Regions from separate parts of the Mus musculus genome. Here regions 1, 2, 3 and 5 are each linked to region 4. The links are chromatin loops, found by intact Hi-C in ENCODE. Cell type or tissue: heart. All regions are shown on one strand. Each heading gives the region's core, and the rest is flanking DNA. Links, peaks and the distances in the headings are about the cores only. Region 1 has its middle 8.9 kb from the start of Fam241b. Region 2 has its middle 56 kb from the start of Fam241b. Region 3 has its middle 19 kb from the start of Mir7662. Region 4 overlaps Col13a1 (collagen, type XIII, alpha 1). Region 5 has its middle 12 kb from the start of Mir7662.

The links. A loop is a pair of places that touch in the nucleus more often than their neighbours do. Peaks named below come from ENCODE experiments on the same cell type or tissue, not always from the same donor. Only the 100,000 strongest peaks of a DNase experiment are listed, where the experiment ranks them.
Region 1: it touches region 4 in a loop (10-fold over the local background); 17 of 42 quality-filtered maps call a loop at or near these places.
Region 2: a loop joins it to region 4, with 2.8 times the contacts of the local background. A loop is called at or near these places in 2 of 42 quality-filtered maps.
Region 3: it touches region 4 in a loop (2.6-fold over the local background); 13 of 42 quality-filtered maps call a loop at or near these places.
Region 5: it touches region 4 in a loop (7-fold over the local background); 13 of 42 quality-filtered maps call a loop at or near these places.

What each region holds. Positions count from the first base shown.
Region 1 is chr10:62,098,987-62,105,346 of GRCm38, reverse strand. No RefSeq gene overlaps it. Among named protein-coding and RNA genes, the nearest start is that of Fam241b, 8.9 kb to the left of the region's middle. In heart, for the core only: a CTCF peak has its summit at 3,060 (motif pointing right); no DNase peak of the experiment used is centred there; H3K27me3 peaks cover 4,369 bases.
Region 2 is chr10:62,051,897-62,058,256 of GRCm38, reverse strand. No RefSeq gene overlaps it. Among named protein-coding and RNA genes, the nearest start is that of Fam241b, 56 kb to the left of the region's middle. In heart, for the core only: a CTCF peak has its summit at 2,688 (motif pointing left); no DNase peak of the experiment used is centred there.
Region 3 is chr10:62,172,358-62,178,717 of GRCm38, reverse strand. No RefSeq gene overlaps it. Among named protein-coding and RNA genes, the nearest start is that of Mir7662, 19 kb to the left of the region's middle. In heart, for the core only: no CTCF peak of the experiment used is centred there; no DNase peak of the experiment used is centred there; H3K27me3 peaks cover 1,103 bases.
Region 4 is chr10:61,835,639-61,841,998 of GRCm38, reverse strand. Col13a1 (collagen, type XIII, alpha 1) reads left to right here. Exons shown (of 41, transcript NM_007731.3): 40 at 1,883-1,921; 41 at 3,291-3,765. The coding sequence ends at 3,293. Among named protein-coding and RNA genes, the nearest start is that of Gm40674, 6.3 kb to the left of the region's middle. In heart, for the core only: a CTCF peak has its summit at 3,071 (motif pointing left); no DNase peak of the experiment used is centred there; H3K27ac peaks cover 1,195 bases.
Region 5 is chr10:62,179,225-62,185,209 of GRCm38, reverse strand. No RefSeq gene overlaps it. Among named protein-coding and RNA genes, the nearest start is that of Mir7662, 12 kb to the left of the region's middle. In heart, for the core only: a CTCF peak has its summit at 1,948 (motif pointing right); a DNase peak (open chromatin) is centred at 1,979; H3K27me3 peaks cover 1,282 bases.

The sequences.
Region 1 (6,360 bases), core at 488-5,487, 260 kb before region 4:
GTCTGCACAGGAGCATGGCTTCCTTCCAGGGAGATACTTGGAGGCGAGCACCTACAGTTTTATTCTAATCCACACTTAACTGTGGCTTCACCCTGGTCTGAGTCTAGCGTCAGGGAGAGTTACAAGCCTCCTGTCATTTTATCAAAGTGGACCTTTCCCTTTTCACCAGTGGGATGCAGGCTTAGGAGAGGAAGTCAGACTGGCTACTAAGATGCTCTCTTGGGTGTATGGTCTCCTCTCTACCCCTCAGTACAGGAAACCTGAAGCTGGCGTGCCTGGGGACCGCTGGGGGAGGATGAGTCATGGCTTCTCTTAGTGCCATTTCACAGCCTTGGTTATTTCTAGTCCACATTTCTGGTGACACATGAAGTGGCCCAGTGGGGGTCGGGGAGACTTGGTCCCTTTCTAGGGCTGTGTGCTCTGTAAGTAGGGGTGGCCAAACATCTAGCCCAGAACATCCAGAAATTGTCCACCAGCCCCTTTCAGCCCCTCCTAGCTTTGCTCAAGAGTGTGGTGCTCTATGGTTTTTTTTTTTTTAAATCAATGTGACACATGACATGGCTGTCATTTCTCCCAGGGTGCCAGTGACTTAGTGTTTGTCAGGCAGATCTGTTGCATCTCTGGGCAGGCGTGTCTCAGGTGCCCTGTCTGAGTGGGGGAGAGTGGATTACCTACAGCCATTGCTGGGCCCAGTAAGAAGTGTGTAGGTAGAGTCTGGGTTGAGGCATAGTGGCACAGAGAAGTGGTTTAAATCTGACCACAGCCTAAGGGACTCCAACGAAAGCTGCCGACGGTGTTAGGAATATTTAAAGTTCAAATTGCTTTTAAAATTCCAGTGTGTGTGTGTGGTGGGGGGAGGAAAATGTCTAAATCTGGTTACTACCTGTAGGGTATGGCTGTCAAGAAATTGGCCTGGGGTTGGAGAAACATCTCAGGCAGGCAACTGCTTTTCAAACATGAGGAGTTGGGTTTGATTCCCAGAACCTGCCCTCTCCGATATGTATGTACGCAAAGCCAGGCGTGGTGATACGTTTGTGATCCTGTGGTGGGAGGCAGAGACGGACATATACCTGGGGCTCACTGGCCAGTCAGCTTAGCCTCCTTGGCAAGTTCCAGACTAGTGAGAGACTCTGTCTCAAAAAACAAACAAACAAACCAGATTTGTGTCCATCTGCATCAGTCTGTGGGCATGCACGATTGTGCAGACACAACCCATTGTCATCGCCCCTTTAGTACACTAAGATGCAAAGGTCCCACAGAGCTTGCCTGGCCATCTCAATCAGTCAGAGGTAGAATTCAAGCCTGATCCTTTGGTCACTGACCCTGAAGTCTTTGAGTGGCATAGTCCTGGTTAGCCGGGGGCTGGACTTGAGGAGTCTCTGGTGTGGAGGCTGGGCCTCCTGGCTTTGAGTCCTTTCTCTCAGGCCTGTCTTTAACTGCTGACTCTAGAGCTGTGTCTGCAGATGGCCCTAAAGATTGGTCCCAGCTTGTCACCCCGGATTCATCTCTAACCTGCTTTATTCAGCAAGACTTCTGTCTCCTGCCAATTCCTTCCACTCAAGTGAATTTAACCAAAACCTGCCCAGACTCCTCTGACCCAGGTTCCTATTGGCTAATGGGGAGACAGCCTGTTCCTTACTAATTCTAGGCATGTGATTCAGAGGGTTTGGAGGGCAGAGAAGCAATTAGGTAACTGAAGTTCTTAAAACAGAATAAATGGCCCCTCAGTCTTCATAAAAGCCAAGAGCAGACAATACAGTTCTCAAGAATGATGGCCACCCCAGCGTTGCCTCAGAATCCACAATAGCTGCAAAGCACCAGCCATCACACCCTTATTTCCAGCATGTAGGAAGAGAGCCAAAGATAATTCTCTGACCACTCAGGTTCACTCCTTCTTGTCATATGGTCCTTCAGCAGCTTTGCTGTGAGTCTGTCAGTTTGATGTCTGTCCATCTCCTGACTCTCTTTTAGACCAGAAGCTCTGTGGGTTATTGCATCCAAACTACCTTTCCCGTCATTCTAGCCCTGCTGTCTGGTACAGTGCTTTGCATACAGCAAGTGCTCAGTAGGATTACAGGTGGAGGGAACAGCCAGGAGCCTGCTGTATACACGCTCTTGATAGGGCAAGAAGTTGGAAGATCGTCTAGATTAAGGGAGCATCATGATGAATGTGTTGCTGTGGACCAGGCTTCATCCTGGAAAGATGGAGCGTGAGAGCTTAATTTCCAGCAGACCCTGAGAGGTAGACCTGGCTGTGCCAGTGGGAAAACAGGACAAGGATGTTGTCACGCCAGACGGGAAAGCTGGGCTGTGAGCTTAGCTGCCCAGACTAAGGTCTACCATCCCCACCCACCAAACTGGTCTAGCACTAATCTCCCGATAGCCAGCTTCAGGAAGGGCCTGCATCTCTGCATTCTGAGTGGCTGTTCACTGTGGAGACCTTCCTGTGTCAAAGGGTGAAGAGGCCAGTCCCCACAGTGCCTTGTGGGTAGCTCTGGTTCCCAGCTATGCTCCTCTGATATATGTCTAGGAGCCCTGGGATCCTCTCCACATCAGAGGAGGGCAGGCTAGCTGCAGTGGACTGTCTCAGGCTTGATTGCACAGTAGTATTGTTGGGCCTAGCTCCTGCTTCTTGGCCAGTGGAGGTGGTGGGCCCTCTTGCACCAGGTTGCCTTAAATCACGTAGATGCTGAGAGACACATGGCACTGTATTTCTGGGGTGTTCTCCTTCCTCAGATTTGATGGAACTGTCCTCTGCAGGACAGGATAATGCTTGCTGTGTAAGCTGTCAAGAACCCCAATGGGGGAATTTCATACAAATTCCTTATCATGGACATGCATTGTAGCCCAGGGATGCCAATGGTTGGCTGAGGTCACATGGCCAACTGATGATCTGGGCAGGCTGTGTTCTGTGGTTCGTTCTATCACAGGACTCATATGGTCCCCAGGACACCAGAGGGTGATTAGAGATGGATCCTAGTCTCCCACCTGCTTGAAGAGATAGATTTGTCAGAGGCACAGTTGGGAGAGACCACTAGTCACTGCTGCCTTGCTTCCAGAGACCACCAGCAGGTGGTGCTACTTAGCTTCTAGGAAGAAAAGGACCAGCCAACGTGTCTGAGAGTAATTGGAGCCAGAGGCAGGCTTTGCGGGTGAGCTCGCACCCTGTGCTTGAGCACCCAGGGTCAACGGAGGACCTGAGGGACCCAGCTAGGCTTGTTCTGATTCCAAATCCTTCTGAATTTATCATCGATGGAGCAGCACTAGAGAATTACTCATGCTGAGTGAGTGACCTAGAGAGATGGAATACATCCATAAAGACTTTCAATATGGTGGCACCTTGCTACAACTGCTCATCCTTCTGGGCTTTAGGCCAGTTTCTTTATCTGTTTCATCTCAGCTCCTGGCCCATTCCCTCATATAGCTTCAGAGAGATGGCCTAGAGCCTGGCCTGGATCGAGATATTCTCTCTCTCTCTCTCTCTCTCTCTCTCTCTCTCTCTCTCTCTCTCTCCAACCCTCTCCCTCTTTCCTTTTCTCCTCCTCCCACACCTTTCTTTACTCTAGTCTCCAGGGACCCTGCAGGTCTAGCTCCACCCCCATTACCTCATCTGCAATGTGGCAAACCAATACCAATGGGTTTCTAGGATGTGGTTTCCATGGTGACCATGCATCTCCTGCCTCCTGGTGTTCAGCCCTGGGCAGGTTGCCTTGGAGATTCTCACCTCATTGAGAAGTGATTTGTGGCTTTTTTTTTTTTTTTTTCTATATTTCAGCAGCTTCTATTTAGGGACAATGGAGCCCAAATGGTTCTTTCTCAATCATAGTAAACCAGGATGCCTCTCCCAGAGCATTTTCCCAGCCATGATGTCCCAATGTGTTTTGTTAAAACAAGGTTTCCCTGCAAACATCCCCCTCTTATGCTGTCACTGTAGTTTTAGGATCGGAGCTTGTACACTGGCAGCCCTAAGGAGCTAGGCTTAGCCACCCATCCTCCATAGATCGATTACAGAGATAAGTACCAATGGAAGTGGAGAGAAGAGATGCACACAATACGGCCACCCTGAAAGGAAACAGACAAAGAGGTCCTGTGACCCTCAAGTCCACACTTGAAGCAATAACATGTTGTTTCAGTTTAACTAAAGCACTAGAGGTGTGCATAGTGGAGTGACCCTGGCCAGGGCATGTGGTCCGTCCCATCACCCTTGTTTCTGCTCCAAGTCTTTTCTGCAAGGTGGGCAGACAAGCAGTCAGAGTCGTGATCAATTGCTGGTGATGGCCAGGTTCCTCCTCTGGCTACATCACACTTCAGTCTTTTCCTTCTACCGGTGTGAAGTTCCCCGGGGTCAGTGGTTTGAATAATAGTCTACCAGCCAAGGGAGGGACACCATCTCTCTTCCCAGTATCTTTGTTCTGCCAAGGGTTTGTGCAACATCATGCACAAAGCACTTCGGCAGCCCCAGGTGGGTGGTCACAGAGAAATGTGTCAAAATGGACCTACTTTCCTTCCTTTCTACCCAGAATACCCTTTGAGGCCATGTGAGTCAATGCAGGAAGCCATCAAATGCAACCTGAGGGTGTCTGTCAGCAGCCATTTTCCCCTGAGTGGCTTTGGAGAGAAGGTGGGCATAGGGAAGATAGGGAAGCAAGCCCAGCCTCAGGCAGGGTGCTAAAAGGGGGAGCATTTGAGCTGGAGGGACTAGGGGAGGCCAAAGGGAGAGCTAGGGCTACAAGGAGGCTAAGTCCTGGCAGGGGAGTCCCCAGTACTGGTGTCTTTTATAAATCACCCCCACAGTGCAAACCTAAACCAGACCTCCTCTCTCCCTGCCAAGCAGGGAATGTGTTTGTGGACATGAAAACATATTAAATGCCTGCCAGCCCCTGTCCCCCAAGTTGAAGCCATTACAGTAATAAATGAAGGCAGGAGACTCATTAAAGAGTCCTCTCTCCCTGTTCTGCCAGATAGATCAGTCAAGGGAAGAGGGAACATGTGCCACCTCAGACAGAAGGAGGGGGCTCAGAGGGGGGTGAGGGACCCCCCAGAGGCATTTGCTGAACAGTCAAACACAAAGGATCCTAGTGGGAGGGGCAGGTGGGCAGGGGAGGGGAGGGGCTGATAGGAAGGGCTAGGAGAGGCTGCTGGGCTCCCGGGGACCTGTGGTCCATTTCCCTTCCTGCTTTACACGGCATGAGGGTCTCCGTAACCATGGAAACAGGCCTGCAGCCCAGGAAGGGATATTAGTGCTGGCTCTTGAGTTCTTAGGGAACACGTGACACACCAGACTCCCTGGGATCCTGTCCCGCTGCTCTCTTTAGGTGTCCAGGTCGATCTATATCACCTAAAGTCTATCTTAGGTGGACTTGGGGCGGGGTGAGGATTGGTGGCTGTCCTCTCCAGTATTCTAGCCTAAAATCAGTTCACATGGAGCCAGCTCTGTCCTGAGAGCAGCTCTGAGGACCAGGTAGGAAGGCTGGTCATCGTCATCGGATGAGCCACAGAGAGGGACTGAGGGCTTAGAGAAGGTGGCAGACAGCTTTCATCTTGCCTGGCTTTGATACATTGGTGATTCCTCCCTCCCTCTCTCCCCCCCTCCGCATCCCTCTCTCCCTTCTTCCCTCCCGTCCTCCTCCTTCATTTTCTTTTTATTCCTGTGGCCAATCTGCTTTCCAGCTCCATTTTGTACTAGTAAGAATCATCTATATAGTATGTTGTGTTTCCCGAGTAACAGTTTCTAGGCCTCTCTCTCTCTCTCCTATACCCTTGATGGCTTCAGGCAAACGGACCTCCTCACCACTTTGGTGGGTGGGTGGGTCACACTCTGTGTTTGACTGAGAAAGATCACTTCACAAGGAGGAAACCTTAACTGTGGCTCATGGTTTTAGCCATGTCTCCTCAGCCTGTTGATTTGGGCACGTGGCTGGGGGTGGGGGGGAACATGGCAGGTCAGGAGGCCAGGTTGGGCAGCTGGTAAGTAGGAAGAGAGACAGGGAGGGAGTCCCAAGGTCCCCTTCAAGGGTGTGTCCCCACTGACCCAACTTCCTTCCAGTAGGCCCCAACTCTTGAAGGTTTTGTAGACTGGGGACCAAGCCTTTAGCAACCTGGGCCTTTGGGGGACACTGCAGGCTCCAACTTTGGATGGAATGTGAAATGCTCACTTTTTCCTTCCTGCTTTCTCTCGCCCTTCTTCCCTCAGAAATAGCAAGGCCATCACTAGGCCTCCTGAAGCTGTCTGCAAACTCTAAGGGCATGGCTCTTGCAGAATTCTCTCCTGGTCTGTGCCTTCTCAGTGAAGGGACTGCCTGGACAGTAGGTGGAGCCCAGGGCTGTCTCAAAGGAGCTGTACAGGGCCTAACGGTTTCT
Region 2 (6,360 bases), core at 597-5,596, 220 kb before region 4:
AGAGAATGTATGTGTGTGTGTGCACCCACACGTGCATGTGGAAGTTCTTCTGTCTTCCTACACCTTGCTTTTCAAGATAAGGTATCTCACTTTTACCCGGGAGCCCAGCAGTTCAGCTAGACTGCCCGCCCAGAGCCCTCCTGCCTCTGCCTTCCCAGCAATGGGATTAGAGGCGCACATTGCCACGCCCACCAGGCTTTTGCATGGGTTCCGGTTTCGCGAGCCCCCAAAAGCCAGTGACCAGTCAAAGACAAAAGAAGACACAAAGGGGAGCCGGCTACTGGGACCCAGCAGGCTGACCTGGTCACACAGGCGCTGCTCCCAGAAGCCTTTGGTGGCAGCTCAGTCCTGCTGGATCCTCAATTTAGCCCCTCAGCTTGCTTCAAGCCGCAACAAGTGAGCTTATTTGTTGTTCTCGAAGTCCCAGAAGGGCAACTCAGAGAGCAGCTATGCTTCTCTAATGGAGGACCTGTTAGGGCTATTAGTAGCTACCATGCTAAGGAAACCCTGGGGGTGGGGGGAGAGAAGTTAGAATGCAGAACACTGGGCCAGGGATCACTTCTTTGGACCTGGGCCTTGAAAGGTATATTAGCATGTTGGGGTGGGGGTGGGGGTCTGAACCAGGACTGGTGGCAAAAGAGGGAGAGGTAGGGGGTAGGGTGGGCTATCCAGTGTGACCTTTCTAGAAATGGGATGATAGAGTAGAGTCAGGGGGCTTCCCCTGTACCCCACGGCTAAGAGATAGGACCACAGGCAGGGAAGTTACCTTGTAGCATGCATGACCCACTCCCAGTAGGACTGGGAGCTAGACGACCTTGGGGAGGGGGCTGCTGGAGGGACCTGCCCCCAAGCCCAGCCTACCCTTCCATTCTGGAGATGGGCTTGTCATGTATTCCGACAGCTCCCACCTGTTCACCAGCCTCCCTGTTCTGAAGGCCAGGCTGGCTTGGCACTGCTCAAAGCCAGGAATTCATGGTCATTACAGCATTGACTGTAGACACTGTTTGTTGAGAGGTTGCTACATGGCTGTTGTTTCCTGAGTGCCTTATGCCATTAATTAATTCATTTACTTCTCATTCATTAATTTACTTCTCAAAATGGGTTCCAGCCAGTCCATTTCTGCAGGCCAGGAAAGGAGAACTCCAGAGAGGTTGGGTTGCTGGTCCAAGTCACCTAGCTAGTAAGTGGAAGATCTAGGACTCGAACGGAGGCTGCCTGACTGTTCTCAATCACGAGGTTATACCTCTTCTCCCAGTTGCAGAGACTCTGGGGACATTACACCAGATGTGGAAGGTTTACCAGATGCTCTGAGACGGACCATCCACTCACCTGTCTCCTTCCTGCTCAACTCTCTTCCACATTTATTCTTTTGCTCTACGTTCATTGTTCTAGATCTTGTATTTAGGGCATTTTGTTGCCCAAGAATCTGCAATGGCTCCCCTTGACTTCTGAAAACCCTCAGCTCAGGGCTGGAGGTGGAATTAAGCTGGTAGAATACTTGCTTAGCAGGCAGAAGGCCTTGGGTTGGAGAATAAACCTGCACAGCCTAAGCCAGATGTGGTAGCACACAGCTGTCATGCCGCAGCTGGAGACAGGATGATCGGAAGTTTAAAATCATCTTTGAACTAGAGAGATGGCTCAGTGGTTAAGAACACCAGCCACTCTTCCAAAGGACCCGGGTTTAGTTCCCAGCACCCACATGGCAGCCCACAGCTTTCTGTAAGTCCAGTTCTAGGGGACCTGACACCCACACATACATGCAGGTAAAACACCAATACGCTAACATTAAATACATCTTTAAAAACTCCTCTTTGCCTACACAGCACTTGGAAGCCAGTCTGGGTGAGATGAGACCCTCCCTGGAAAACTAACGGGGGGGGGGGGGTGTAGCTTAAGAGCAAAAGCTGTTCTTCTTTTCCTGTGCTTCTAGAGGGCCCAAGTTCGATTCCCCGACACTGGGCAGTTTACATCTGCCTATAACTTAAGTTCTTGGGCAGTGATTCTCAACCTTCCTAATGCTGTGTCAGTTCCTCATGGTGTGGTGCCCCAAATCATAAAATCATTTTCGTTGCTACTTCATACCTGTAATTTTGCCTCTGTTACGAATCATAATATAAATATCAGTGTTTCCCAATGGCCTTAGGTGACCCCTGTGAAAGGGTCAAACTCCAAAGGGGTCACAACCCACAGGTCCAATGTCTCTGACTTCTGAGGGAATCCGCACATACACAGACCGCCTAGAACTGACAGGCAACCAGGATGGAAGTACCAGGAAGGCTTCCCTTACCTGTGCAGGTATATTTTTATATGACTGAAGATGCTTAGTAAAGCCCTCATGAGACAGGCTCCTGATCCCAGATGCAAGAGTAGAGCTAGATGGAAATACCAAAGCATTATGGCTTTTCTGAGTGGGTGTCCATCCACTCTGTCACAGGCACTTTGAGGATATCAAGAAAGGGTACCTAGCCTGTAAAGCCCCCAGCCCAAGACCTCTGTAAGCTCACCACTACCCACCCCAAGGCACAGACAGCTCACAGCTCAGGAAGGACCAGGAGGGTGGTCCAGGAGTGAATGAATCTGCCATCAGCCGCTGCCTCTAACCACCAGCCCAGCTGTGTGCTAGCAGACACAGACTTCAATCAGGGCACCCAGGAAATGGTTTGGCTAGAAGGCCCTGGGTGCCCTCTGCTGGACACTGGAGCCATTTCACCTTTTAGTCCCAGAAGGGAAGGGATTAGGATTCTGAGGAAGCAGATAGAAGGACAAATGTACCTGTTGCTTCTAAATGTCTAGAGAGCGGAGGATGCTGATGGAAGTTAAGCTAGGGAAGACCAACCCATGTCTCTTTTTCTATTTCCAGACGCCGCAGTCCATAGATGTGAAAGCCAGGTTGGACAACGGGTCACAGGGGAAATGAGCTCCTTCCCTCCTTCCTCCTCCACCACATCCATCATTTCCATCAGCACCAGCATTGGCCCACAGGGTCTCATGCTTACAAGTGGAAGCCTGAAGCCCAGCTTCTGCTGTGTTCCCAGGAGGCTCCCACTTTGAGCAGTACAGCTCATGCTCTGGATGCCCCTGTTGTGCGTGATGACCCTAGGTCCCCGTGGATAGTTTAGCATCTGTGGTCATAGAACTTGGGGCTAGGACCAGGGTCATTCTGACAGAGGCAGGGGTCAGCTTGCATGTAGAGCCTCACCAGGTGAGGTACCAAGTAGTACCCTCACCATGTAGGGTGCTCACCAGGTGAGGACCAGGGGCAGCAACACTCAGTCAGGATCATGGCCATGCAATCCAACAAATGCAGGAGGCCTGTGGTAGAAGAGAAAATGAGAAAAAATAGCCTGTGCCTCACCCATCCGTCCGTCTGTCCGTCCGTCCGTCCATCCATCCATCCATCCATCCAAGTCAGCAAGACGATTGCTCTGAGTCTTTAGAATTCTTACAACCTAGCAGGCCAAGGTCAGTTGCCAAGGCATCCAAACCAGTACCTTAGGCTTGCTTTGTTAAGGCTGTTCTAGGGTACAGAACCCTAATGTATGAATATTGGCTTCTTAGGTTTTTGTTGTTGTTTGTTTGTTTGTTTGTTTGTTTGTTAAATAAGACCAGGTCAAGGTTGGTAGAATATTTGGAGGGTGTGCACAATATTCTGGATTTGACCCCAGCCAGAGGTGGTAAGACATGTATGTATGTATGTATGTATATGTGTGCAAGTATGTGTGTTATGTATGTATTGTGTGTATGTGTGTGTATGTATGTGTGTGTATGTGTGTGTATGTGTGTGTGTGTGTGTGTGTGTGTGTGTGTGTGTGTGTGTGTATTCCCAGCACTTAGGCGGTAGACACAGGAAAATCAAGGGTTTGGGTTACATGAGATTCTGCATGGGATGAGGAGGTGGGGGAGGGAGGAGGAGGAAGAGGAAGAAGAAGAAGATGACCATGTAAAGGTACCCAAGAGGAGGGTCTCTGCAGTTCCTTGGGTGGGGAGAAGGTTAGCATGTAAGCAGCTGACAGTACTGTAGACAGGGTGTGAACGACACCAGCTGCTGAGAGTGGGTTCCGCAGGTCTTCAAGAGGCAGCTGGCAAACCCAGCTGGAAATGTGTGGGGTTGGTGCAAGTCTGATTTTCTGCACTTCTCATTGGGCCAGAGCCAAACCAAGTCAACCAAGCAAACACAAGTTACCCCAAGACATGGACTGGTGAACATGATTCTCACGTGTCTAAAATGTCCTCAGTGAACACGATTTGGTGTCATGTATGAAATGTTGACTACAAGGCAAAGGACCTCTCTGTTGACCTCAAATTCTGATTTCCTCTCTGCCGGTATAGGCTAAGTTTACATTTTCAAGAATGTTCCATGAATGGATCTCTACTTTTGATTTGCAGGGGGCGGTGTCTGATTTCTCTCATTCAGCCTACTTACCCCTTGTTTTAAAGTGTGTGTATGCACACGTGTGCATGTAGAGGCCAGAGGCCGAGCTCAAGGGTCCTCCTCAGTCACTCTCCCCCTGAGGATGGTAGACAGTCTCCTACGGAACTCTGGGCTCCCTGGCTCAGCCAGAGGCTGAATCCCTGAGTCCCTGGGATCTGTCCATTTCCAAGGCTGGAGCTGCAGTTTGCAGTGATGCGAGCGCTCTCACACAGATGCTGAGGGTCCAAGCTTGCAAATTCAGCACTTTACCCCTAGAGCCCCCTACCCCACCCCATCCCCAGGCCTCATCTAATGACCCCAACAGTCTCCAGACCATTGTTTACATCCATAGCTAATCAGTTCTTATGGACGAGTGGAAGTCCCACCACCTGCACACTCACGGCACCTGCTGCCACCACTCAGGGGCCCTACGCCTGGGGACGCATGCTTTCACCTTGCCCGAGTAAATCCCTAGGTGTAAAAAGAGACCTTTACACTGTTCTCAAAAGCAGCCTACAGTCTAGCCTCTCACCAGAGGTCCCATGGCTGTAGCTAGCCCACCTGAGCCTGTTTTAGTCGACATAGCAGCTTATGCTGGGCATTGACTTGCATGGGCTTGACGGCAGTGATGCTGAGTGTCTTCCCATGGGCTTGTTTGTGTGTTAGCCCTGGTGAGTGGCCTGCTTAGTCTTATGTTTATACACTTGGAAACATGGGCCATTTTCTTCCTCTTATGAGTTATAAGAGCTCGCGCTCTCTCTCCCTCCCTCCCTCCCTCCCTCCCTCCCTCCCTCCCCTCCCTGTGTGTGTGTGTATGTATGTGTTCCTGCATATAAGCACAGACATGCATATACATATATGAAGGTCAGAGGATGTCTTGGGTGTTAGCCTTGATTTCCACCTTGTTTGAGACAGGGTTTCTTCCTCCCTCCCTCCCTCCCTCCCTCCCTCCCTCCCTCCCTCTCCTTCCCTCTCCCCCTCTCGGATTGTATTTTTATTTTTAATTACGTGTGTAGGGGGTGGGATTATGCATATGAGTGCAACGCCTACCCACAAGAGCTGGAAGAGGGAGCTGGATCCCTCCAGAGCTAGTGTTGCAGGCACTTGTGAGTCACCTGATGTGGGTCCCAGGCAGAGAACTCAGGTCCTCTGTAAAGCCAGTGTCCGCTCTGAACCATGGAGCCATCTCTCCAGCCCTGAAACGGAGTCTCTTGTTTACTTGTGTAGAAAACAGGCTAGCTGGTCCTTGAGCTTCTGTGGAATTCTCCTGTCTCTGCCTCCCGTGGGATTACAGATGCATGGGACAGCATCCAGCTTTACCTGGATTCCGAGGATTCGAATTCAGGTCCTTAGGCTTGTACAGTAAATGCGCTATGTATGCATTGAGCCATCCCCCGAGCCGGAGATCCCTCATGGAGACTCGACCCAAGGCCTTTGTTGGATGCAATGCAAATAATCTCTCCTAGTATCTGGCTTATATTTCTGTCTTCATTCTGTGACTTTGTCTGTTGAAAAAGAGCAACCTTGACACACTTATTTATTTATTTATTTATTTATTTATTTATTTATTTATTTTCAAGTCAGGGTTTCTCTATGAAGCCCTGGTTATCCTGGAAAGCACTCTGTAGACTAGGCTGGCCTCCAAGTCACAGAGATCCACTTTCCTCGGCCTCCCCTGAGTACTGGGATTAAAAGTGTGCACCACTATGCCTGGCTCAAACTTTAAAATTTTTGATGCAGTCTGATTTTTATTTTAATTTATAATTTGTGATTTCTTTTTAAAATGTATTTATTTTTATTTTACAGTACATTGGAGCTTTGACCGCATGTATGTCTGTGTAAGGGTGTCGGATCCCCTGGAACAGGAATTACAGACAGTTGCGAGCTGTTGTGTGCTTACAGGGGATTGAGCCCAGAACCTCTGAAAGAGCAGCCAGTGCTCTCAACCA
Region 3 (6,360 bases), core at 833-5,832, 340 kb before region 4:
TCCGAGAATCGTTTTCATCCACATAAATAGACATTACCCCAACAGCTCCCATTGTCCCAAAAGCCAATCCCAAGGCAAACAAGGTGAATCAAATGGGAGCATGTGGAAGAGGGACCGTGGGCTGTGGTCAAACCTGTCTTTACAATGTCTCTCCAAACTAGAGTCATCCTGAAAGAGGGAACCTCAATTGAGAAAATGCCCCCAGCGGATTGACCTATAGGCAAGCCAGTGGGGCATTTCCTTGATTAATGATTGGTATAGGAGAGTTCAGCTCACCGTGGACAGTGACATATCTGGGCTGGTGGTCCTGGGTTCTATCAGAAAGCAGGCTGAGCAAGTCATGGGGAGCAAGCAAGTAAGTAGCATCCCTCCATTGCCTTCTGCATCAGCTCCTGCCTCCAGGTTCCTGCCCTGTTTGGGTTCCTGCATTAGCTTCCTTCAGTGATGAACAGTGCTATGGAAAAGTGAGCCATAACCCTTTCCTCCCCAAGTTGCTTTGATCACAGTAATGATAACCCTACCTAAGACAGCCATCTTATTGTAGCAGGCTTGGAAGAATTGAGGCAGCTCCTGGGGTGAAGGGACACAACTCCACACTCAGCACCCCAAGGTCTTCCCCCATTTTAGGGACCTGCCTGGAGCCACACTGATTTGGTTTCAAGACTATCCTACAGTATAGTGACGCAGAATTGGAAGTTTTATTAACAATATTTTAATGTAGGCTTAAGCTGGAGTAGTTAAGAGAAAGAGAAGTGTTGTAAAGAAACTGAGTCACTTGAGTGGGAGCATATACTTCCCAAGGAAAACCACAGTGGGTGGGTAGGTGGGGTAAGATGTGTCCAGGTCTGAGTCTGGGCTTTTCAGTAAGTGGCTACTTGTCTGTGATGGTTTGTGTATGCTCAGCCCAGGGAGTGGCACTATTAGAAGGTGTGGCCCTGTTGGAGTAGGTGTGTCACTGTGGGTGTGGGCTATAAGACCCTCATCCCAGCTGCTTCTGGAAGCCAGTATTCTGCAAGTGGCCTTCAGATGAAGATGTAGAACTCTCAGCTCTGCCTGCACCATGCCTAACTAGATGTTGCCATGCTCCTGCCTTGGTGATAATGGACTGAACCTCTGAACCTGTAAGCCAGCCCCAATTAATATTGTCCTTTATAAGATTTGCAATGGTCATGGTGTCTATTTACAGCAGCAAGTCCCTAATTAAGACATTGTCCAAGCATCAGCTCTGATATTGTTTTAGGGGCTCTCAAGTTACATTTCAGAAGGTTACTGAGAAATTCTTTGATTCCTCCCCTCTTTCTCTGTGTGTGTGTGTCTGTCTGTCTGTCTCTCTGTCTGTCTGCCTGCTTTGTATTTTTTTTTTTTTTGAAACAGGATTTCTCTGTGTAGCCCTGGCTGTCCTGGAACTCCTTAGACAAGCCTGGCCTCAAACTCACAGAGATCTGCCTGCTGGAGTGCTGGGATTAAAGGTATTCGACACCACACCTAGCTCGCTTGCTCTCTCTCTCTCTCTCTCTCTCTCTCTCTCTCTCTCTCTCGATAAGATTTCATTCAAGGAGGCACTGATAAGACCCTGGATGGAACCATAAGCTAGTAGGGAAAATCAGGATCCACCAATGGCACTCAAGGAGCTTAGTGAGTATCCTTTGTAGCTAGAGAAGAAGTGTTGCAGGATATTTAATTACATGGTGAACCCTGAGATTGTGTTGTTTACTGGAAAAATATGTTTCTAGATGTGGTATGATTCAGCCTTAGCACACATATGTACACACACACACACACACACACACAGAGAGAGAGAGAGAGAGAGAGAGAGAGAGAGAGAGAGAGAGACCTTTAATCCCTCTAGCTGGAATGCAGACATGTCCTTAGTACACACCTTTAATCCCAAACAATGAAGGTAAAGTTAGTTTGTAGAAGGAAACACCCATGTTTAAAAGTGATGTCTAATTGAGTGGCAGACAAAGTGATGAATCAGAGAAAGATTTGACAGAATGGGATATGCCCAACTCTCACAAGAACAGAGAGGAAAGGGAAACTACTTAAGGGGCCAAGCAGAGAGAGAGATAGAGAGGGGGCAGTTTTACTGGGACAGTCGTACAGACACAGGTTGCAGAGAGAGAACAAGCCAGAGAATGAGAAGGAGCCAGAAGATTAGAACATAAATGTCAAAGTTAGTATGAGGCCAAGCAGAGCATTTCAGGAGAAGGTAGGAGAGAAGCCGGATTGAACCAGTCTCCTTGAAGAAGAGTTTTGTGCCAGAACAGCTGAGTGGAACCAGCCAGCCAGAGTTCAGGAAGAACTAGGAAGGGTGAGCTTACTCAAAGTAAGTCTCAGAGGCTGAACATTCTAGGCCTCGATTGCATCGTATGGAGGTTGCAAGCTTCCAGGACTAGGCCTAGGTTAGCTGACTCAGGCACTAAGCCTTGGAGATGACAATTACATCAGGTGAAGAAAAGTTGCTTTCACAGAGAAGGAAGGGCCTTGAGCAGCTGGTAACTGGGCTGGGTTTCCTTGCTCAGCTGCTGATGAGAGGCTTCAACTAGATTCTAGAATAAGGGCCCCTTTCTCTTCTTATATTGGGCCAATTTTCCATGCCCTTTTTTTCTTTCTCAAGGCTACCAAGATGTTGTCAAAGACCTAAGAGCCAAGTTAAGGAGGCTCCCACCAGGCAAAATCAACATGAGCTTTAATGGGGATAATATGTGTCATGGGTTGGAATCTTACAAATATTTCACTCATGAGTCAGTACTGTTGCTAAAACACAAAGAAGAGGAGAAAGTAAGAAAACTATCTTTTGTTGTCTTTAGGGAATGGTAGAATTGCCTTAAAGCCTCATCAATAAAGGGAAAGCCTCTACTCAGACATCTGTTTTGCTCTCCTGGGGTGCGAACTCTGAACTGGGTTTCAGAAGTCCCAGGAGCCAGCGGGCGAATCTATGCCCGTGTGCCAGACCAAGTCCAGAGGAAGCTCCAAGATGGCTGTCGTGGAGCCTCTCAGAACCTGGGCATACACGGCAGGAGGGAAGGCCAGAGACTGAGTCTACCTTCAGCCTCTACACCATATCAACCCCCTTCTTAGAAAAGGAGAAAATGGTCTGATCTGATGTCACTAAAGCAGTAACTATAAAGGAACTCAGCAAACAGGCTCCACTTGCTACTTGGCCATAGCCTGTCCTTTCTGATCGAGTGCGCCCCAGTCACAAGTCAACTAGAAACACCAGCGCCCTCCAGTCCCTCACCCCAAATTGTCAAAAGGCTCAGATGTACCAGCTGACTGTCTTAGCGGCTTTTCTAGTTGCTAAGCTAAAATGCTCTGACAAAGGCAGTTTAAAGGAGAAAGGGTTTGTCCCAAGGAAGGTCAAGGTGGCTGGAGCAGAAGAGGTAGGTCACCTGAGACCCACGGCTAGGAAGCAGAGAGCAACGCATAGCCGTGCTCAGCTAGGCTCTGCGCAATATAGCAAGCCCTTTGCAGACTGGGTCATCCCTCAAAGCCTCATTTTCTCTTTTTTTAATTCAGTGTGGGACTCCAGTTCACCAATCGATGCCGCCTATATCCACTGTGGATCTGTCCTCCTCAGTATAACCTCTCTGGAAACGATAGTCATCCGGAGTGTGTCTCCATGGTGATTCAAAACCCAGTCAAGTTGACAGTGATTAACTCTCTGGATGCCCATCTCCCCCAAACAGCATTTGTCCTTTGTAATCTCTCCTGCTTCTTAAGCATCCCAGAATTCCCACCGTGCTCCACCACACGCACCCAAATTTGGTGGTGGCATCTTCGGGGGCTGCACTTAAAATCAAATCCTTCTCTTCTTGACCAAAGGGGCTTCCAGAAGTCTCAGAATCTAGTCACTCAACTCCAGCCCTGTCGGGGCCACACTCAGGCTGGGAATACTGGTAGGACAGAGTGGAAGAGGTGCTTTGTCAGGGAAGACAGCCTGCAGCTGCCCCACTGGGAGGCTGGGAGGCCTGAATAGCGTCACAGAGCGCTGGGCCTTGGTTTGCTGAATGGGGGCTTGGCCCCTCCCTGGCGGTGGCCCGGAATAGATAGATGACATTTTCATTGCAAGTTAACAAGGGAAGAAATCCAATTACCTCACAAAGGGGCTCCTGAAGGGGCCTTGCAGAAAGAGGGAGGGGAGGGGAAGAGGAAAAGAAGGGAACCTGGTGACTCTGTGTGTGTGTGTGTGTGTGTGTGTGTGTGTGTGTGTGTGAGTGTGTGTGTGAGTGTGTGTGTGTGTGTGTGTGTGTGTGTGTGTGTAAGAGAGAGAAAGAGACAGAGAGACAAAGACAGAGAGAGACAGATTGAGAGAGTCAGAGAGAGAGAGAAAGCTTGTGTGTGTGTGTAAGAGAGAGAGAGAGAGAGAGAGAGAGAGAGAGAGAGAGACCAACCAACCGAAAGACGGACAGGCAGGCAGGCAGGCAGACAGTAAAAAAGCCCCTCTAGGGACTTGGGGACCTGTATGTAGGCCGGAAGGAACTTATGCCATTGGCCAGAGCTCCAGGCCCCAAGCCCCTTCTTACAGAGAACCTGACTTGGAGAACCAAGACTCCAGGCTGCTGAGGGCAGCTCCTCACAACCCTCTGTCCCCACGAGGCCAGCCCCCAGCTCCTCACGTCTGCCCTTTGCCTTTTCACTCTGTTGAAAGTCTACTATTTAAATTTGATATACAAGATAAAATAAGGAGACGAGGTAGAAGGCTCAGCGGCTAGACGCACTTGCTGCTATCCTAGTAGCCTGAGTCCCATCGCAGGACCAGGACCTACAGGATAGGGGAGAAGAAGCTGTCCTTTGATCTCCACATGTGTGAGCAAACACCACACACACACACACACACACACACACACACACACACTCTAAATTAACTAATTAAATGTAATAAAGGTTTTTTTTTTAAGTTAGAAATTAGAAATTAGGGGGGGGAAAGTAGAAAATAATTCTAAAAAGAGATAATTTGAATTACCCAACACTTGGAAGCCTCAGCAGGTGTTGGGGTGGTCAGGACCTGCGTGGAATCTGGGTGGTTAGCAAACCCGGGCATCTCCTGAACCTCAGCCTTTAAAGGCTCAAATAGCTGCAATCAAGCAAGCTGCCCACGCTTCCTTCCACCTCCCCAGGGCAACGGGTGTCTCCTAGCTCAGGGTTGCTTTTAACTTTGTTTATTCGAGGCTAAGTGCATAAGAGGGAACTGGGAGTTCAAGGTGTTGTTTAGTGGATCTACTTCATGCTCCAGGCTTCAAGGAAGTGGGAGGGTGGGTAGAGGAGGCAGAGAAAGACTGACAGTCTCAGAGGTCAGGCAAGCCCAGCCCCCTCCCCAGCTTTCCCTCCCTTGGGAGGAAGGGCTGCAGACCCCCTTAGGAGGAAATTAGCTCCGGCTTCCTCAGGCCCAGCCAGAGCAAATCGGCCTTCAAAAGCTCCGAGTCTGCAGGCCACACAGCGAGCCCCTTTGTGGCTCGTCAGCACATCCCTCTCCCCTGCCAGAACACGTCTGTCCAAAGAAGACTCTTGCAGGACACGGGGCTGAGACAGAAGGCTTGGGTGAGGGAGGGTGGCTGGCTGTCAGGATTTTTAACTGTTGGGCCAGTGCCCTCTCCAAATCAGCACATTGTATCTTCATCTACTATGTAGAGGGTTTTGGGGGGCACTGTGGTCCACAAAGTGCTTAGTCCCCAAGGATGGAACAACTCTGACCCCCACCACCTGGGGCATTCAGGCAAAGAGTGGAATGGGCGGGACTTGTGGGAGCCAAGCTCAGATCAAGCCACACCCACCAGAACAAGGACAGTTTAGGGACCTCTCTGGGCTTTGGTCTCTCTCTGTCTCTCTCTCTCTGTCTCTGTCTCTCTGTCTCTGTCTCTGTCTCTCTCTCTCTCTCTCACACACACACACACACACACGTTACCCTTGCTCTCATAATGGTCAAGGAGGGAAGTCTGGTCCCTAGTAATTCTCAGAGGGTCTCCAGTTAGCTTCTTAGGGAGGAGAAAGAGTTGGAAGACTAAGAGAATGGTGTGGGGCTGAAGCAGTCAGGAAACATGGAGTTTTCACACACACACACACACACACACACACACACACACACACAAAATCGGCAAATAATGACAGCAGCAGCCACCGCTCCCTAGACACCCTCTTGCCACCTTTCCTGGTGCTCCACTGCAGTGGGCCAAAGGGTTCTAACTTGGCTCAGAACCCTGATCCACTGTGGCTGGCTGCGCCCAGCATTTTCTGACTCCCTGCCCACAGCTAGTCCTTTGACTCTGAGGAAGCCTCTCCCTTGGTTAGTCGTTAGACTTAGACTTAGTTCTCTCCCTCCCCGTCTCCCTCTCTTTCTCCCTCCCCCTTCCCTTGTCCCCC
Region 4 (6,360 bases), core at 474-5,473:
CTAGATTATGGTCCAGCATCAGATATTAGATGCTAAAGACCTAGAAGGTTCTACTTAAGGTAGCTCACTATGAAGTGAGAAGTGGAAAGGTCTAGAATGCAATTAGGAGGAGGTAGGTGGTGGTCAGGTATTCCTGACATGTCTGGAGCTGAAACCCAGGAGCTGGTTTCCCCCACACCTAGTCTTGCTCTGGATGGTGACTTCCTATGTTGACTTCCTAAGTATCTATATGATCCTCTCAGCTAACTATAAAAGAAACAGAGGCAACGCTTGACCCTGCAGGCGCAGGTCCAGATGTTCCTGCTTGCCTTCCATTTCCCCGAGGAGATCCAGAGGCTGCGGTCACCACCCAACTCCCAGCCTCAAATCCTCCACCCTGTCACTCAGGAATTCTCTTTGGTTGATACAGTTCCTTGAAGGGCACCAGAGATGTCTTAGGCCACAAGCACAACAGAGCCAGCATAGGTCACTCGAACGGAGTAGCAAGCCTGCTGACACTGCTGGCCCACCTTCACATCCCCAGGGTGCAGTGTGCATGGCTGCCTTGCTTGACTTCCAAAGCATTTCCATTCATTAAAACTGGGTCTTTCCTAGACCACAGTTATGCCCTGCCCCCATCCCACCCTTCCATGTCTCCCACTCTCCCCCACCCCCACCTGTGTGCTCTCAGTTCTTCAAAGGCTCCTTCTTTTCGCCCTCTGCCTACTTTCCCACTGTGCCCTGCCATCATCCATGTCCCGAGGGAAATGCCCTCAAAGGCCCCTCTCCTCCACAGAGTTTGTGTGTAGTGTGCCGTACCGAGGCAATGGGGTGACTTGGCATGGCATGATGGACTGCAAAGGGGACAGAAGTCACCATGAAACTGAAATGCATGCCCCCTATAGTCCTTTCCGAGCCCAGAGGGGACAGATATCATTTGACTATTCAAAATGATATCTGTTCCAATAATGATGTGTTCTTTGTCTTGGACTGGCGGAAATGGGGAAATGGTGGAAAAGCTATTGACATAACTTGAACACATGCTAGGTTTCTTTGGGCTGGGGCAGTAGCTGCAGCATGCTGGGTGATTGGGAGGTTCGCTGCTGGCTGGGTGGAGGAGACCCTAGACTGCAATTCTAGGATGGGACTGAGACCTAGAACTCTTAAGACACCACCTGGCCTTCCCCGCCAGCCTGGCCTCTGGAAGATGCCTGGGTGGCTTCAGGATGTGCTAGAGAAGCCAGAATGTCAGGCCCAATAAGCCTGGTGAGGGTTCCCTCACAGGCAGTACCCAGAGGCTGCTGCTGCCTTGCCTCAGAGAGCACACAGTTTCCCACCCTGATAATTCATTTCACTCCAAATTCCAGGGTGTATCAGAGGCAGGGTCAGAAAGTCATCTCAAAATCATGTTGCAATCCCCCTGGGGCTGTGTGTCTCTTACCAGCCCCTGTTCCCACCCACTACTGACCAGTATCTGGGACTGTTTAGATGACATCTCCCACTGCTTAGGAAGAGAGATGAGCTCAGGCAGGCTGGGGGCCCCCCGGAACACCATCCCATCCCCACCAGGTTTGTAGAGGAAGGCCAGGAGGTCCACGTGCTGAGTGACCTGAGTTCTTAGAACTCCACAGAGTCTGAGCTGTGGGCATCTACCTGTGCTGGCTGACCCCACGGGCCACAGTAGCCTCTTAGCCTTGCCCTGCAGCACACTGGGCATTAACCGAAGGGAAAACGGTAGCATCTAAATGCTTCCCTCTTCCAAGATTCTGACCCAGAGCAAAAATGGAAGCAGACAGCAGTGGTAGGCCATGCCCCACCAAGGCTATGGAAATGTTTATGTCCTTGTCACCTGTCTGCTCAGACAACTATCTCAAGAGCCTAAGCGTTCTCTGCTTCCATGCAGGGAGAAGATGGCTTACCAGTCCAAGGCTGCTGGAACAAGGTAAGATTCCCAGAAGGCCATGCAGCTCTGCGTCAAAGGTGCTGCTCTTTCTCAACAGTGCCATAAAGTTGGCAGTTTCCCACCTGCTTTTCTGCAGATGAGACAGGAAGATGTGAGTGGGTCAAGAAAGTTGCTACCTCACCAGCGGTTAGCTGATGGGCGGAGCGGGGGCAGGGGCAGGGCATTAAACATCTCACTGCACATACCTGCAGAACACTTAGAGACATTTTAAGGAACTAGGTATATAGATCAGTTAATAAGAGTGCTTAGCATGCACAAAGCCCTGGGTCTGATTCGCAGCGCTGCGTAAATCCTGCATGGTGCTACGTGTACGTAATCTCAGCATCCACTCACCTAGGAGACGGAGGTGTCCCGAGCACCAAGATATCAGCAGATTTAAAATGCCCTTGTCATTTGCCATCATTAAAGCAGTCAGTTTAATACTATAGGGCCATCCCTCTCAGCCGCAGCTCCCAAGTCACAGGACTCCCCAGCCTAAGGGCAGAAGCCTTCCTTAGTCCTCGGCAGGATCCACAACCAGATGGTGGGCAGCCGCGCATGCGTGCCGTCTCCCTGCACCTCCCCTCCCCCTCAGCATCTTCTCAGTCCCCCACCACCACCCACCAAAGTTATCAGTATGTCCTCATTGTAGGGTTTAAGACCCTGCACTCACAAGACTTTGTACTTAGCCAGTCCAGCCCTATGCCACTAACTCTGAATTGCAGAGATGGCTCAGCACCCCGTGCCCCAACCCTCGAAATCTTGTTGATGTACAAATCTGGGGCAAGTAGGGAGACAAACAAGCCATCAGACCTAGACTGAGCACCTAGCTACCAAAAGTACTCACAAGTCAAAGAAAGGAAAAAAATTCAGCATTGAAGGGGCCATGTCTCCCAAGAATCTGTACTCCCTTCAGCCATGAATCCATTAAATAAAACCCTCCCCTGTCCCTAAAGAAAGATACTCCTGGTAAGCAGGGCATGGAACATGTTGAGTTTAGCAAGGGAGCCACAGCTGCTGTCCAGAGCTACAGCATGTTGGAGGCGCATCTAAAGAAGCCTATGTCTGCTGGATAACACCACAAAAGACTTCTGGACACATGTAGTAAATAGCGCGGTTTCCAAGACAGCGTAGAGAGACTGCCCTCTAGTGGCTGCAGAAGGGAGTAGCGTCAAGGTGAAAGTGGGGGGTTTCCCTTCTGGGAGTGGTATCTTACAGTCCTAAGGAGGGTCTTCCCTCTAGCGAGTTTAAAGTTTCACACTTCCCTATCAGAGGTTCTGAGGAACCAAATCCACCTCCTCTCCTCTAGGGGAGGCAGCATTCAGTGCTCCTGAAACTAACTATCCATTGTTCTGGTTTTGTTTTGCAGTGATGCCTCTAACCTGGGACTGGCCTGTGTGTGTTTGTATATAGGATATTTATTTTTATACAGTTTTCACCTTTTGAAAATGCCCAAACTATGATGCATCTTACAGATCATTAAGAAAGAAAGAAGAAAAGCCTGCAGATTTTGTACAGGAAATAACCCCTTTCCCTTTTTGTTTACAAGACATTTTTGTATAAATCTGTTTCTAATACACTTTCTGTCTGTGCGTCTGCTCCTAATGTTGCATGATATTTGTGCACACTTACTAAATATCACAGCTTCATAAATTATTGTGTTCCAGTGCCAAAGGGGGCCCACCAGCACAGAGGTGCTGTGAGCTTGTGTGTGAATTCACACACACACACAAAAAAAGTGGAGGTCGGTGGTGTTTGCCAGACTACATGTGTCTGACAATATTTTACATTTTAACTGACGGTCATTATTATAAGAAAAAAATAATAAAACGTGGCAATTCATGATCCTGGTTAATCTCTAAATTAAATCCATTCTGTCTTGTGCAAGCAGGAACCCGCAGAAGTGTGGAGCAATGTTGGGAAATGTTAGTTTCAACAAAAAAAGGACAGTGTTGACTCATTTAAGACATTTTCCCTAAGTCATGGCCTAAACGCACCTGAGTACTGAGGGTTCAGCAATACCGAGGACCCTGGGGGCTGCAAAGGGGACTTCATGCATTGCTTCAGGTTTGGGTAGGGCTTCTGGCCATTTTAGTCCCTCTTCCCCACCCCCCCCCCCAACTCCTCTGTACTGTTTCTGTTGCAGTGATAAAATACCATAGCTCAAAGCAGCTTTGAGCAGCAAAGGGTTGATTTGGGCTCACGGATCCAGAGCGGGGAGTCTATCATGTCAGGGAGCTACAAGAGCAGGAAGCTGTTCACATTTCATACATACACAGGGAACAGACAAGAGAACAGAAAGTGAGGCCAGGCTATAAAACCTCAGAGCCCGCTCCAGCGAGGGACGTCTCGCCCCATGGGTCCTATAGCCTCTCCAAACCGCGCCACCAACCAGAGGCGAAGGGTTCTGGCCTATGGAGGACATGTCCCATTCAAGCTTTCTTCTGAGTTATGATCTCTAGTAACAGCCGCTTCAGAGCACACTGTTGGCTTCACAGACGTCTGTGGATCCAAGCACAGCTAGCTGAAGGAGGGCGCTTTGCCTCTTGTGACATTCTTTTCCAGTGAAGGAGAATCACCCTGCCATACACCCCCACTAGATCGCAGCCACATTCGACAAACCTCGAGTTGTTTTGTAGGAAATGGGGGTGGCTAGAAAGATTGGCTCAGTGGCTTAAAACACCCCAGCAGTGCGCAGAAATCTGCAGCTCATATTCCAAGGGAATATGACACCTCTTCTGACCACTGTGGGAGCCAAGCATGTATGTAGTCCCCACACATACATGCACATGTGTGCATACACATAAAATAGATGAGTGGTTTTAAATTCCTTTTTACAAAGAAACGGAGTTGTCAGGCTTAGAAATGGATCCATCAGTAATGAGCCAGCTGCAGAAGCCTGGGTACCTGAGTTCAGCCCATGCTTGTACCCATGGGTACCCATGTTAAAAAGCTAAGTGTTGGGGGTCCATGCTTGGATATCCAATGCTCAGATGTAGGTCCCCCAGCCTTGCTAGCCAGCCAACTAGCTTAGCCTAATCAGAAAGCCTCAGGCTGGAGAAAGACCCTGACTCAAAAAACAAGGTGGATGGATCAACGCCTAAGGTTGTCTGCTGTTGTGACACATGTCCATACACACAAATACACATACATACACAGATGTATACAGATATATACAAATACATACACACATACACATATACATGCGCATATGTATATCAATATACACATACATATATGTATACATACATATACACATAAATACATATACATACACACATACACAATATATATATATACATATACAAATACACAGACATATATACATACATATACACACATGATACATATGCACACATATATACACAAATACATACACACACACACAATAGAGCTGTCGAGAGGCTGAAGCAAAAAATTTCAAATCTAGGGCCAACTTGGGCTGCATAGTAAAACCCTGTTTCAAAAAGAGAGAGAGGAGAGGGAAAGAAATCAGTTACATTGTTTCCCAGTCACAGGGCCTGCATGGTAAAGGTCTCAGGAAACTGCTTCTTTTTTTTAATTTTTCTCCATTCTCTTATTTGTGCGCAGTGTGTGTATATGTGCATGTCTGCATGTGTGTGGGTACATGTGTGGGTGCCTGTGCACGTAGCAAGTGTGTGGGCTTGTGGAGGCTCCAGGTGGTGTCGGGAATCATTCTCGATCCCTCTTCCTTCATATTCCAAGGCAGAGGGAGTCTCTCGATGGAATCCAGAGCTTGCCAGTATGGCTAGCTTCTGTAGCTGGGTTGCTCTAGGGCGTCTCAGGTCTCTGCTTTGACTCTGGGAGCCTTTATGTGGGCTCTGGGGACCTAAACTCAGATCCTCACACTTGCCTCCATCTGGTCTGATGAGCCCTCGGGATGGCCCCATGACTCTGCCCCAGCATCTTCCCATCCCAGTGGCAGGGACTCCAGACACATTTTAATTTCACTGTGGTTACACTCAGAAGTGAAATGTAACAAAGACTCCAGGCAGCAACATATTCCTCTTTCTACATCCATCTTTCTACCAGCAGCCGCAAAATAGAATGTTCTATTTTTTTTAAGGAGGAAAGAACCCACATAGGCAATCCAAAGCCACATGGCCCATCTCACGTTGTACTTTATTGAAACTGACCCTTTCCCTGACTTGAGGGTTTCCCAGTTCCAGCACTAACTTCCCCACTTTGCAGGGAGGACCTAGGAACTCAGAATACCCCCAGGTTCTCAAAAGGTCTGAGTGGAGTCACAGCTCAGCAATGACAACATCAGAATAAGAGTGGACCCACACAGGAACACACCCCTCCTGTTACCACTGATCAGAGCATTAGGGAGGCCTGAGGACAGAGAATCTGAGGGCAGCACGGGTTACAGTCTCTTGTCTCGAAAATAAAAGAATGAACATATATAATATATTTAT
Region 5 (5,985 bases), core at 60-5,059, 340 kb before region 4:
GCTGCCTCTCAAGGCAGCCCCCTCCCGCAGCTGCTTTCTGTCTCTGCGTGCTCATCAGTCTCTTTTCTAAAGCCTTTATGAGACAGGACTCACGAGATCTCTTTAAGGCTCTGGCTACTACCATTTAACATAATTATTTTGAAAGCCATTCATTTCTGTGGCCAAGTTGTATTCTGTTCCATTGTATGAACACACCATAGTTAGTTTATGCATTTACCAATCAATGGGCATTTTTAGCATTTTTTGTTGAGAGACAGACAGACAGACAGACAAGAGAGACTTGTAGCCTTGACTGGCCTCAAACTTCAAAGATGTCCATGAGATCAAAGATATGCGTTGCTGTATTCAGTGACAACTTTATTCTGTTATTGCAATGAACATTTGCATATCTATGCAAAAAACATACCTGGACTGGCAAGAATGCTCTGTAGTTAAGGGCAACACAAATGGGAAGAGAGAGCCAGGTTTTGCCAGTTGTCCTCTGAACTACACCCACAAATGTATATCATGTGCATGTATGCATACACACCACACACACATACACACCACACACATACACACGCACCACACACATACATATGCACACACACATACACACCACACCCTTGCACACACCACACACACATCCACACACATACACTAATAAACTGTATTTTTAGTTTTCATATTACTGAGTTTGGAGAACTCTTTATATATTCTAGATACAAGCCACTTACTATATATGTATAATTTGCAAATCTATGTTTTCTCTCAACCTTGGTGTAGAACACTGACTGCTCTCGCAGAGGAATCAGGTTCAGTTCCCATACCCACACGGTGGCTCACAGCTGTCTGTAACTCCAGTTTCAGGGAATCCAACATTCTTCTGGCCTCTGAGGGCACCTGCACATGTGCAGTGCACATACATTTAAAGAAAACCAAGTTGCCAGAGTGGCACACGCCTGCTGTCCTGGGTACCGAATGTGAGGTGAAAAGAGAGCTGAAGCCTAGGAGTTTAGGAGCAGCCTGGTTAACAGTGAGCCCTGCCTCTTAAGAAAAAGACGAGAAAAAGGAAAGAAGGAAGGAAGGAAAGAAACAACGAAAGAAAGAAAGAAAAGCCAAGCCAGGCAGTGGTGACACACGCCTTTAGTCTCAACACTTGGGAGGCAGAGGCAGGTGGATTTCTGAGTTCAAAGCCAGCCTGGTTTACAAAGTGAGTTCCAGGTCAGCCAGGTCTACACAGAGAAACCCTGTCTCGAAAAAGAAGGAGGAGGTGGAGGTGGAGAAGGAGGAGGAGGAGGAGGAGGAGGAGGAGGAGGAGGAGGAGGAGGAGGAGGAGGAGGAGGAGGAGCCTTGTGACAATCTTCCCAGCCAAGTAACCATGATGCAGGGAAAGTTTTTCTGTGCCTTCTTACAAAACAGTCATCCCAACTGTGTCCCCTAATGGAGGGGTTGGGGGTAGTAGGGTCAGGAGAATCTCATCAGCCACTCCCAAACACCTGTGGTGAGCCGCTCTGCCTTAATTGCAATTGGCCTCCGGTGGCTGGAGTAGTGTAGGCTGGGAACTGGATCTCCATCTATGCAGCCCTGGGTAAGTCACCATTCCTTTTGAGTGAAGGTTTTCCAGCCTTTTGCGGGAGGAGCACCCACGCTCCTTTAAGTAACCTTTTACCTGTGCTCTGTAAGGACGCCCCCAAACCTGACCGGTTCCCCAGAATGAACCCTGGTGAAATTGTGCCTTGGTTTGTCCTTGCGACCTTAGAAGGGAGGGTAGACGTTACCTGTGTCTCCCTCTGGGGAGAAATTTTAGAAGCAGCTCTCGTGTGGCCAGGCCGTGAACCCTTCTGTAGTTTACCCTACGATCACGTCTGTATTACCTAGCAGGGATGACAATTTACCCACAACTTCAGGGATGGAGCGCCAGTCCCCACCAGCCCCTAGGGGGAGCCAGAGTCGCAGTCTTGAGAGCCCAAGTCAGAAAACAAAAGCAAACAGCAGGAACGGAAGCATATGGCCGTTAGGTGGCGCTGTCTCCACACACTCCAAAGCTCAGCAACTGTGCTCCTCCTCACCCAAAAGGACGGACCACAGGTGAAGAAGGTTAAAAATTACACTCCAGCTACTGGACTGTAATGGAGTCTTAATGAAATCACTGTTGAGACCTAGTGTCCTAGGCCTGTAAACCCAGCACATAGGAAATGGGAAGCAGGAGGCCCAGGAATTCACAGCCAGTCTCCAGCCTCGGCTACATATTGAGTTTGAAGCAAGCCTGGGCTAGATGAGACCCTGTTTCAAAACAAATTGTTGACCTCGTGGATGCATAGACCAGGGAAAGGAGATTATTGTGGTTGGTTATTGTGTGGCAATGTGTCAGCGGGGACGGAGGGGCTTAGAGAGGCCAGGTGGCTCACCAAAGTTACATAATCAGGAGAAATCACAAGAGTCAGGCCTTGAAGGCCTCCATAATGGTCCTGTGCTTCCTCCTTGCCCCATCCTGGCAGGGCACCAGGAATGAAGAATGAATGAAGTTTCTCTCTGCCAGTGCAGCCCTTGTCCCTCCATCATTATGTAATCACTAGAGGAAGTCTGGGCCTTTGGGCATTCACAAGAGCCTGAGAGGAAGAAGCTAAGGAGAGGGGCAGGACTTCTATGCCAGAATGAGACCATGGGAGTATGTATTCACCCTGCGACACGAGGGTGGCCATCTTTACCTTGCCAGGAGACTAGACATGGAAGGAGGGTGCTCAGTACCTGCTCTCCCTCCACTGTTGCTGATGGCAGGATGCAACACACACACACACACACACACACACACACACACACATACATGTACGCATGCATCCACACTCAAGTATCACTGGCCTCACATTGCTACTGCATTGCTTGCCAGACCACTTAAAGCAAGATTTTGATCTGCTCTGTGTGTGTGTGTGTGTGTGTGTGTGTGTGTGTGTGTGTGCCCTCGTGCACTGTTGTCTCCACAGAGCTTAGATTGTTCCAGAAGCATGGTATACAGTCACTGAGTACCTCTGACTAAAAGATGATGGGCAGTGGTTGGAGCAGACAGGGATGGCCCCTGGGGCTTCTGGGATACAGTGGGCTAGCTGTATCCCACCTCTGACCAGCAGAGGACCAGGCTTGATACACAATGTAGCCTTGCCCAATCTTTGTCTCCCTCTGAGCCTCTTTCTCCTTTCCCAAAGAAGCATTTGAGGTGTCTAGATGTAATCGCTGCACACATTTGGATGCCTTTCTATGCCACCTGCCACTCTGCTGGTGACTGAGCTAGCTGCCTGTCCTCTCACTGGTCCTGTGTCCTCTCCATCAGCCAAAATAGACATTCTGGGCCCCAACCTCTAGAGGGAACCAAAGACATCACGTGACTAGAAAAAGCCTGATCTGCATCCACTGAGGACACAGGCTGTGTTGGAGGCAGAGCTAGGAAGGCAGACACTGAACCAGGGTTGGGGCTCTGCCCGCTGGCCTCAGGTGCCCTCTGGGTGCTGACTTGGCCTTGGTTATGGATGCTCCAGAGCCAGGTGTCCTGGGCCTTTCAGAGTCATTTGGACTCTTCTGGCAGCCAGAGTGGGGTTGGGGGAGGGGTGGAGCAGGAGGAGGAAGAAGAGGAGGAGGAGGAGGGGCAGGAGGATGAGGAGGAAGAGGAGGAGAAAGAGGAGAAAGAGGAGAAGGAAGAGGGGAAGGAGGAGGGCTCTAAAAGTAGAAGGCAGACCGGAGTCACCTCTTTCCTGGAGGATTTGAAAACAACTCCCAAGCCAAAGAAGAATCAGTAGGTGGAGAATATTTGCCAGGGCTGAGTACCAGGGACCTCAGAACCCCCACTTCCAATGGCATCTTGTCATTAGGGCAGCTTCAGAGTGTCACCAGATACTCAGTAAATACTTGACAGATGAATCTATGACATTAAATAGATTAATGTCCAATTTAGAATAATTTGTATTTTAGACGCTGTCAGGATTTGAATATGAGACATTTCTCACAAAGGAGAAGTTAAAGCTTTGTGGTTCCTGGCTAGTGTACTGTTTTGGAAAGGGCTGGAAACTTTTGGAGATGAGGCCTAACAGAAGAAATGTCCTTGGAGACTGTCCCTTGTCCTGGCCTGGTGCCCCTCCCCCACATCTGTTTCTGGGCTGCTGTGAAGTGAGCGGCTGCCGTGAAGTAAGTGCAGTCCTTTGTTGCATAGTCCCATCAATATGGTGGTCTGTCCAAGTGTGTGGAGCCAAGCAAGGGTGACCTGAGCCCTCTGAAACTGTGAGCAAGTCTTTCCTCCATTAAGCTTCTTTCTGATGCATTTGTTATAGTGACAAAACCCCTCACTTGAAACAGGCTCCTTCGAAGGAACAAGAGAATACTGCTTCTATTAAATGAAGGTCATGGGCTGGGGAAATGACTCTGTGAACAAAGGCTTGTCATGCAGATGTGAGGATTGGATTCCCAAACACACACAACGTTGTGTGGATGTGGCAGTCAGCCTGTGTGTAACCCCAGAATACAGGGATAGAGATGAGGCATCCACACAATAAGCTGATTAGTTTTACCTGGGGCCTTTATGCACACACACACACATACACACTCACATTTGCACAAACTTACACATCCATGCATGTGCAAACATGCATGTATGAATACAACATGGGTGTACATGTGCACAAGTGTGTACGTGTGCGCATGTGTGCATCACACACACAACGAAAGGCAATTCATGGTAGGGGACAACAGTCAACAAAAAGTATAGTATTTCAATGAAAATTAGATGTGGTTAGGGAGATGGCTCAGTGGATAAGATATCCTGCTCTTGCAGAGGACCTGGGTTCAGTTCCCAGCGCCCATGTCAGTCAGCCCACAACTGTCTGTAACTCCAGCTCCAGGGGATCTGCTGCACTCTCTGGCTCTTCCTGCACACACACACACACACACACACACACACACACACACACGTATATGCATGCAGTACACCCACACATGCACACTTAAATACAAATGGCTATTAAAAAAAATAGTAGACCTAAATGTTCGAAAATCTAATTTGAGATATAGCGGAGCAGCTGGAGAAACATTCCTGGCATCCAAAGGGAGAGGATGTGGTGAGGACAGAGCATCCTGTGACAGGTGCTCCCTGCTCTCTCAGATACTCCAGATTAAAGAAATCTTAGCTGTAATAAAAGTTGCCAAAGTAGACTCTAAAAAATTTTTATTTTATTTCTCCTCTTCCTCCCCCTCCTCCCTTTTCCTCCTCTCCCTTCTTCCTCCCTTCTTCTCCCTCTCTCTTTCCCTCCCTCCTGTGATGTGTGTTGCAATACCTGGCCTCTTTGGAGTACTTTTATTTTCAAGCCACGCCGGTGCTGGGAACTAAACTCAGGACCTCTGGAAGAGCAGCCAGTTGGTGCTCTTAACTGCTGAGCCATCATCTCTCTGGACCCTCTATGTGTAATTGCTAATATGATATATTGTGCTTACTAGTATTGCTATAAGAAGGGAAGGTATTATGCTAAGGAATAGAAGGAGATATTTAAAATTCGTAAGTCTCTGAGGGAGAGAGAAGGAAAATGGGACCCAGTGGAACCTTAGCCTTAGCTAGATGGCTTTGCTTGCTTGCTTCCTCCCTTTCTTCCTTTAAGATTTGTTCTCCTTTATGAGCATCTGTGTGCATGTACAGCACTGTCTGCAGAGACCAGAAAAGGGCTTGAGATCCTCTGAGCTGGAGTCACGGGCAGCTATGAGTTACTTGGCATGGGTGCTGGGGACTAAGTCCAGGTCCGCTGGAAGAGCAGAATATGCTCCTAACTGCTGAGTCATTTATCCAGCCCCCAAGTCTTTTATTTTATTTAAAACTTGGAAACAGAGCTTGGGATGTGGCACAGTTGGTAAAATGCTGGCCTCAGACACACAAAGCTCTGGCATTGATCCCTAGCCCTGCATAAGCTAGGGATGGTGGCATGTGCTCATAATTCCAGCATTTAGCAGGCAGAGGCAGGAGGACAAGACAGA